3 separate regions of the Homo sapiens genome follow, and all the other regions are linked to region 3. The links are chromatin contacts, found by Hi-C in ENCODE. All regions are on one chromosome and are shown on one strand. The core of a region is the stretch at or near the end of the contact, and the rest is flanking DNA. Distances in the headings are between cores, read along the strand shown. Region 1 holds the start of RAB3IP (RAB3A interacting protein). Region 2 has its middle 17 kb from the start of LYZ. Region 3 has its middle 12 kb from the start of HELB.

The links. Hi-C counts contacts between places; a loop is a spot of excess contacts on that map. Pooled maps may share reads with other maps.
Region 1: a loop to region 3 is called in a pooled map, with 3 times the contacts of the local background. The contact joins the promoter of RAB3IP here to the enhancer-like site in region 3. A Hi-C loop is called at or near these places in 1 of 50 pooled maps.
Region 2: a loop to region 3 is called in a pooled map, with 6 times the contacts of the local background. The contact joins two enhancer-like sites. A Hi-C loop is called at or near these places in 1 of 50 pooled maps.

The regions. Positions count from the first base shown.
Region 1 is chr12:69,737,430-69,740,129 of GRCh38, reverse strand. RAB3IP (RAB3A interacting protein) reads right to left here and starts at 1,270. Exons shown (of 11, transcript NM_022456.5): 1 at 1,099-1,270. LOC101928002 (a long non-coding RNA gene) reads left to right here and starts at 1,580. Exons shown (of 4, transcript NR_110072.2): 1 at 1,580-1,852. RefSeq lists a silencer at 693-1,522.
Region 2 is chr12:69,329,791-69,332,490 of GRCh38, reverse strand. No RefSeq gene overlaps it. Among named protein-coding and RNA genes, the nearest start is that of LYZ, 17 kb to the left of the region's middle. RefSeq lists enhancers at 1-321, 1,162-1,321. Within about 2 kb of position 1,335, at least 18 of the 41 ENCODE cell types and tissues checked have a DNase peak (open chromatin) inside an H3K27ac peak, as active enhancers do.
Region 3 is chr12:66,289,613-66,292,312 of GRCh38, reverse strand. No RefSeq gene overlaps it. Among named protein-coding and RNA genes, the nearest start is that of HELB, 12 kb to the left of the region's middle. Within about 2 kb of position 1,377, at least 2 of the 41 ENCODE cell types and tissues checked have a DNase peak (open chromatin) inside an H3K27ac peak, as active enhancers do.

The DNA.
Region 1 (2,700 bases), core at 21-2,520, 3.4 Mb before region 3:
AACAAGAACTGGGTCTTTCAACTGATTTACAATGGAACAGTTTTGTTGTAATCCTCTTATGGGCCCCTCCTCCAATTATGCAATCATTCCACTGCAAGAGATTACAAGGCTTTTAACCCGACACTGAACGGAAGGAGTTGGGGTGAAACAGGAGAGTGTATAACAGGTAGCCTCCGAACAGGCAACATTTCCATGAAACTAAATTGCCTCTCAGTAATCAGTACTAACTAACTCAGCGCTCGTGTCTTTCAAGACCTTACCCTTTCATCTTTTTTAATCCCATAACAACCGGCAACTCTTCACATGCTGCGACTTCCACCCAGCATCATCACTTCTGGAGCCAGTAAGCTCGCGCTTCCTGGGCGGTCGGGGCGAGTTGTCAACGCTGGGAGGGCAGAGCCATGCAATCCCACCCGTGCAGTTCGTCTCAACTCCCCCGAACACAAGTCTGGCGGCACGGAGCTGCCTACTTGGGCGCGACTCCGGGCGCCTGCCCGGAATTTCCCACCAGGTTTCACCGAAACCTCCCGAGGGTGACCTCTACGCCTCAGCACGGTGCCTCGCGCGTAGTTTCCTAAGACTGGGACACGAAACCACCCCAGGTCCACAGCCCTGCCGCGCGGCGTCCGGTGTTGTGAGCTGCTTCCGACTTGTTCGGGAACTCTCTCTTCATCCTCTTCGCGACCGCGGCCCTCCGCTCCCGGCCGCGCCCGCCCGCCGCCAGGTAACCCGCTGGACTCGGGCTCCCTGCCCCGGGCGCGCGGGACCGCGCAGTTAATGTGTAACGCGCCCGTGCCCGGGGGAGGAGCCGCCGCCCGACGCCCACCAGCAGCCCAGGGGGCGGCCGGCTGACCCGGGTCGCCAAAGTCCCCCCCACACGCCGCCCCCAAGGGCCCGGAGCCCAAGTGCCCAGGCGGAGAGCGAGCTCACCGGGCCTGGGCATCCCCCCGAACCCCCGCGTGCCGCGCCCTGCACGGCGCCAGCACCTGCACCTGCCGCGGCCGCCCCTCCTGGCCGACTCGCCAGAGGCGGGCGCGCGGGCGCCGAGGGGGGCGGTGCTCTACGCTCCGGGCCTCTCCCTCCCGCGGCCGCACTCACCTGAAGAACCCACCGCGGCCGCTGCCGGCGCTCAGGGGCGCTCACAGAGCCGCAGAGAGCGCGTCCCGAAGCAGCGAGAAACGGAGGAGGACGGCGAGCCCTTTCCGCTACACTCCACGGCGGCGGGCTCACTACGCCGGCAGCCGCCGAGGGAACGCGGGACTGCGCCTGCGCCGGAAGCGGGGCCGGGGGCCGGGAGCCGGGAGCGGCCGGTCCTCACGGAGGGAGGGCGGGGTAGGGGGGTGTGGCCGGCAGGGGCGGGGCGAGCCCGGCATGGGGCCTGGGGGCGGACGCGCTTCCGCGCCCCCTGGCGCCAGGCGGGGCTCGTCGCAGGTGTCACGGCCCTGGCCCGAGGTTCCTCCGCGGGCGGTTTCCCTGGGAACCAGCGCGAGCCGGAGCTGCGCTCTGTTTCGTCGGGCCCGCGCTCTGTTTCGTCGGGCCCGCGCTCTGTTTCGCCGGGCCCGAGAGGCGGCCTCAGGTTAACTTCAAGCATGTTGGGCTCTCCAGGAGGGAGAAGAGGCACCTTTGCCGTGGGTTGAGGACTCCTAGAACCAACCTGAGACTCCGCGGCCATATACACCTTACGACGTGTGTGTGTGTGGCGGGAGATGGGAGGGGAGGAATCCTGTAGAACCCAGATCCCATCATTCCAGCAACTGCCAGAGCGTTCGAGAATGTCATGTCTGTACCTGTCTTCTCTCATCTTTTGTGCCAACTGTTTTATCAAACTTCTACCCCACTTTAGGTCTTCCAGGTAGGAAAAATACAGAAAGAGCCAAGATCCCAAAAATCAAAAAAAAATAATAATAATAGAGGTAGTCATAGTATGTGTCTCTATGTTTAGCAAAAGAGAAACGTGCATTTGTGTGATACACTTATTGAATAGGACCATCATTCTGGGTATTAATCTCATCTATTAGAGGCAGTAAAGAAAAGTAGACTATATGTATGGTTGTTGGAGTCAGAATTACTGGGCTTGAGCCTGCCACCTGCTAGCTGAGTGACCTTAGGCAAATGAATCTCTCTAGCCCCAATTTTCTCATCAGTGAATGAGTATACAGAACCTGCCTCACTGAGTCATTAAGAGTTTAAATGGCTTAATTCATGTAAACACTTTGCGTACTTCATGACACAGAGTGCCTAATAAATATTAGCTATTGTTATTATACCATTATAACTATTATCATGCATCTGTAATCCAGAAACCTAGAAAGCCAGTGTTTCTTATTTTATACCCCATCGCCAATATATCACCAAGTCTTATTCATCCTAATTTCTAAATAATTCTTAAATCTATCTTATCTGATATTCATTGCCACTAGAAATGACCTTTCTCATTAATGGATTCCTATTCTCCCTTACACCTCATAGCTGGTCATTTATTCATCAGACATTTTATTGCACTCCATCTGTGTGCCTCCTGTTAGACATAGGGACAGAGAAACCATTACAAAGTCCCCACCATCCACGGACTCAAACATATATAGGGAGACAAGTATGTCAATAGTAGCTACGTGAAATGAATAAATTAAATATACAGCAAACCACTTAGGCTCCCCAGTCTTGCCGTACTCACATACAACCCTGTATTTCCATATGCTG
Region 2 (2,700 bases), core at 86-2,585, 3.0 Mb before region 3:
ATAGTATTTACCTGAGACCGTGGTACCTGAGTTTTAATCATTCCTAGAACTACTCTCTTAACCATGTTAATTATCCACAAGTGTGTTTACTCAAGTTTACTCAAAGTGTGTTTACTCAAGTTTACTCAAAGCTTCTGTTGTTAATTGTATACTAAATAAATGCCTGGAGTTCGAGCTGCTCAGGGCCGTCCACAGTGACAAACCTCTCTAGGTGTGCAGGCGGCTGGACACTCAGCTGGACTGGCAAAACAGAATATCTGTGTGTCAGTGTACGTTTTATTCATCTGTCGTTTGGGTCAGGGTCTGAGGGCAGACCCCGCGGCTAATGCCTTCACGTGTGAGGAGCAATACCTCAGCTGGTGGCCTGTGTGAGGAAACCCGTGTGAGGAAAGCCCTGTGAGGAAAGCCGTGTGAGGCCAGTCAGGGGTCTGCAGAAACAGACTCCCCGCAGTTGGAGCCCCTCCTGAGGCAAGCTGCCTAGGAAGAGTGAGGACTGCCCTCATGAGGAAAGCTGCGAAGGAAGCGTGAAGGAAAAGCGACGGACCCCCCGGAAAACAAAGGTGAAGAAAGGAACCGCGCGGTCAAGTCAGTGAGTAATCAGCAAGTCATTGGTGCCCACTCAAAGTTACCAAGTTCTGGGGGAAGTTGGGTCAAGCTGAGTTTTCATCATGGGACCACAGTTATTAGCACAGCAGAAACATTATATGAAAGTATTAAAACAGTTACTTAAGGCTAGCGGAGCCTCAGTTTCACAGGCTCAATTAAGGGACCTAATCATCCATGCTAGACAAACTGTTGCAATGCAAACTCTTGTGATCCCAAGCCCGTGGTTCCCGGAAGAAGGAACGCTAGACGTAGAACTCTGGGAACAAATGGGGAGAAATCTTAACATGTGCAAAGGCAACAGGTCCCAGTAACAGCTTTAACGTTATAGGCTTTAATTAGAGCAGCCTTAGCTCTGTTACACGCAGAAGAGCCTAAAAAGAGCAAGGAGGAGAAAATGTCACCTGCCTTATCACCTCCTCTTCCCTCCACCCTAATATCACCGGGCCGAAATAACAGAGGAAACGGGGGTTTATACCTGAGCCTCCTCCTCCAATAGATAGGAAAAAAGACCTAGGATATGCTACAGCTATCAGTCCCTGTCTTAAGCGGGCAGCATTAGAAGCAGAGCTCTTACTCTGCCCAGTAATGCAGAATCGGCAAGGCAATCAGGTGTATGTTTATAAAAAGATAAGAAAAAAGGCATTAGGAGCCGAAAGCCGTGCAGCCGAGCAAGCAGTAAATAAAAAGAAAGGCTCGGCAGCCCGGAAGTTCACAGAAACAGAGCCAGCACAGGCAAAAGGCAGCGCTTTTACAAGAGTAAAACAGCTACCGCCCAGGGACCCGCCGGCTCAGCTCTCTAGCTCTGCAGGTGACCCAAGGCAAGTGCTCCTTGTTTACAAGCGACATCCCAGATTATAATTCTCTGCTAAAATTTAAGTAAAATGTAAGAATTTGAAAAACCTCTTTTCTGATAATGGCCACTGTTGCTCTCTCTCTCCTACCCCTGACGTAGCTCTCCAAATCCAATTTAGGTAAAACAGTAACCTCTGAAGGGAGAGAGATTACAGAAGGCCGATGAATTAGTTAAAGAGTAGTTAAAAGCTAGGCATGTAAAACCACACATTACCCTTTAAAGGAGAACTTTAAACCTAACTAAATCATATTTGTTAAATTAGAAGAAAAGTTGTATGTAAGTGTAGTGAAAGCATATGCATGAATGACTGTCGTAACCCACTGATTAGATAGTCTTTTGATTTCTACTTGCTAAAAGAGTCCTGAATTCAGTTTCCCAACTACTGGGTCACTGTTTTCAAGACTGTTGGCCAGATTAAAGTCCATAAACTTGATCAGCTTGAAAACTCAATTGCAAGATTTAAGCTGTTCTGCCTGTGGCTTTAAGCACATGGTTAAAGTATATTATTTAAGTTTCTGCTTCTAGAGATGCTTTCAGATTTTCTTTTTAAATTTCATGTTACTTATTTCAACTTGCCATCTTAATGATTAATGCAGTCAATTGCTAAGTTATAACCCTGATATCATCAGGATTCCTTTAAGTAAAAGGTAATTCGAAGCGGTATTGCACTTCCCCATACCTAATGCTTTAACACTGTTTACTGATGGGTCTGGTAAACATGGAAAAGCGGCAGTCTAGTAGAGACCACACAATTCCATCACTCAGAGTTTACTAGCACTCAGAGAGCTGAGGTTACTCTGTTTATTTATTAAAGAACTTTTACAGCATGAAGTTAGCTCTGGAGACCACTCTGTGTGCTCTTTTTCTCCGACTTCAGCAATTGCTACACCAACGTACACATCCTGTTTTTATTACACACATTCGAGCCCACAGCTCTCTGCCTGGCCCATTGGCTTATGGCAATGATCAAGCAGCTCTTCAGGTTGTAACATCACTGCTAGACCAAGCCACCCAATTGCATCAATTTTTCTACTAAAATTAGAGAAACTCATCTTAAACAACTTCAACTTATACAGAGATTGGCTAAACAAATTATCTGACGGTGCCCAGATTGCCAGCTCACAGGCACAGCCCCTCTTTCAACAGGTGTTAACCCTAGAGGATTGGAACCTAATCAGTTGTGGCAAACAGATGTTACATCCCTAAATTTGGGAAACTAAGATATATACATGTATCCGTTA
Region 3 (2,700 bases), core at 128-2,627:
GAACATGTGAAAAGTGCTATGCTTATGCAATCTATAATCATCAATAGATGAAGACTGACTTTCTGGAATAGAAATATATTTGAGCATTCCACAGAGTCACTCTTGTTGCAAAAGATAAACTACATTCAGATCAGCAGGTCTGTTTTCCTGATTTATTTTAAATGGCTGGAAATTTCCTCCATTTGTGACAAGATTTCATATACAACATCCACTTCTGGCCAAGAAGGGAGAAAATCATCCTGCATTGGAGAAAAGTGAGATATGAAGAACTAGGTTGGAATAATGATGAGCAAAAAGGGAAAGAATGACTGAAAGGGAGACAGGAAGGAGAATGTGGAAAGATAATGTGATGAAGATATGGACAGCAGATGCAGGGGAGTTTCAAAAGAGTTGGAAAATTCTCCTTTAAAAAACAAAGCCATAATGCAGTAATAACTCGTGTTACACAATGCAGAATTCATTAAAGAATGCAAAATCTCTGAGATTTTATTTTTGATGTAAGAAAACATAGGCTGTGAGTGGTGGCTCATGCTGTAATCCCAGCACTTTGGGAGGCCAAGGCGGGTGGATCACCTGAGGTTAGGAGTCTGAGACCAGCCTGGCCAACATGGTGAAACCCATTCTCTACTAAAAATACAAAAAATTAGCCGGGCGTGGTGGCAGGCACCTATAATCCCAGCTGCTCGGGAGGCTGAGGCAGGAGAATTGTTTGAATCTGGGAGGCTGACGTTGCAGTTAGCGGAGATGGTGCCACTGCACTCCAGCCTACGTGACAGAGCAAGACTCTGTTTTTGTTTTTGTTTTTTTTCTGAAAACAAACAAACAAAAAAACCCCAGAATTTGGAGAGTACAAAGACAATGCTTTCACACTCAGAAAACAGAACAATTTTATATATTTAACTTCCTCCCTTAATTATAAACAACAACAATTATAATGGCTAATACTGAGTGTTTACATTGTGCTTTCCACACATCACAAAGTCCTCTCCTTCAATTAACTCATTTACTCTTCACAAAAGCCTCATGAAATAGTTAACATTAAAGCATCTATCTTACTTATGAGGAAACTTCTGCTGAGAGGTTAGATAACTTGCTTAAAGTTGGGAGTGGCTGAACCATGACTTGAACCTAAGAAGTCAGGCTCCAGTGACCGTGCTCTTTGCTGCTACATGTTCAGGCACAGCTCTGTGTTCTAAATATCTCTGCATGCACCCAGGAACCAACCTGGGGCTGTGAGGAGGCATACACTGCAGCATAGTATCAATCTCCTTGATTTGTTGCCTCTCTTTTGTTTGAGATTTGTAAAACAGATACACACTTCTCTGGGACCTTAGGGTAAAACCACAACAGTTGCAAAGTTACCACAACCTCTTGTCATCTCTAAGTGACAAATAACTTGAATTGCAAGGTTACTTGTTTTTTACACTGCTGCTGGATGAGCCTGTAAGAACTCTGTACACAGGGGTCTAAGATAAATAGCACATTGATATGGCTTGGCGGTGTCCCCACCCAAATCTCATCTTGAATTGCAGCACCTGTAATTCCCACATGTCTTGGGAGGAACCTGGTGGGAGGCAACTGAATCATGGGAGTGGGTCTTTTCTGTGCTGTTCTCGTGATAGTGAATAAGTCTCGTGAGATCTGATGGTTTTAAAAAGGGGAGTTCTCCTACACAAGCTCTCTTGCCTACCACCATGTAAGACATCCTTTGCTCTTCCTTTGTCTTCTGCCATGATTGTGAGGCCTCCCTAGCAATGTGGAACTGTGAGTCCATTAAACCTCTTTCCTTTTAAATTACCTGGTCTCAGGTCTTTAAATCAGTCTTTATTCACGGCGTGAGAACAGACTGATATATGCTACATACAGGATAAATAAATGTTCTTTACCTCTTTCCTGGGTGGCTCTGTTTTGGAGAGATTATTGTTGGCTGACATCTTTCCCATAATATTTGGCCATAAGTTTTTATTTTGAGAGAAACTACTTTTGTCCAACTCTTCAAAAACTCCACCTATGATCTCTTTGCTAAATGATATCATTGTTGAAGTACAGCAGTAAGCACAAGATTTAAGCATTTCTGATTTAAGCACTACTCCCCGAATTGTGTTTTTCCTGGTTTTCTGAAATATCTCTATGAGGGCCAGGCATGCTGGCTTACGCCTGTAATCCCAGCACTTTGGGAGGCAGAGGTGGGTGGATCACTTGAGGTCAAGAGTTCAAGACCAGACTTGCCAACATGGTAAAACCCCATCTCTACTAAAAATGCAAAACATACAAACATCAGGCAGGCATGGATGGTGGCAGGTGCCTGTAATCCCAGCTACTCAGGAAGCTGAGGCAGGAGAATTGCTTAAACCCAGGAGGCGGAGGTTGCGGTGAGCTGAGATCACACCACGGCACTCCACCCCAGGCGATCCCCATGTCACATTCAGGGCCATCCCTGGGGATATTTTGCAGGTGCTCTGTCATGTAAACAGCTTAAGCCATTCCAAATCTATCTGTCGATACCATTTCAGTAGCTCAACTGCACAGAAACCTTAAAATACATACATACATACATACATACATACATACATACATACATACATACATATATGCATACATACTGTATTACCCAACGGGAGTTACTGGCTTGCCAGGTCACCCTCCCAAAACCTGGGCCTGGCCAGAGAATACCAGAGTGACTGTATAGGCAGGCTTCAT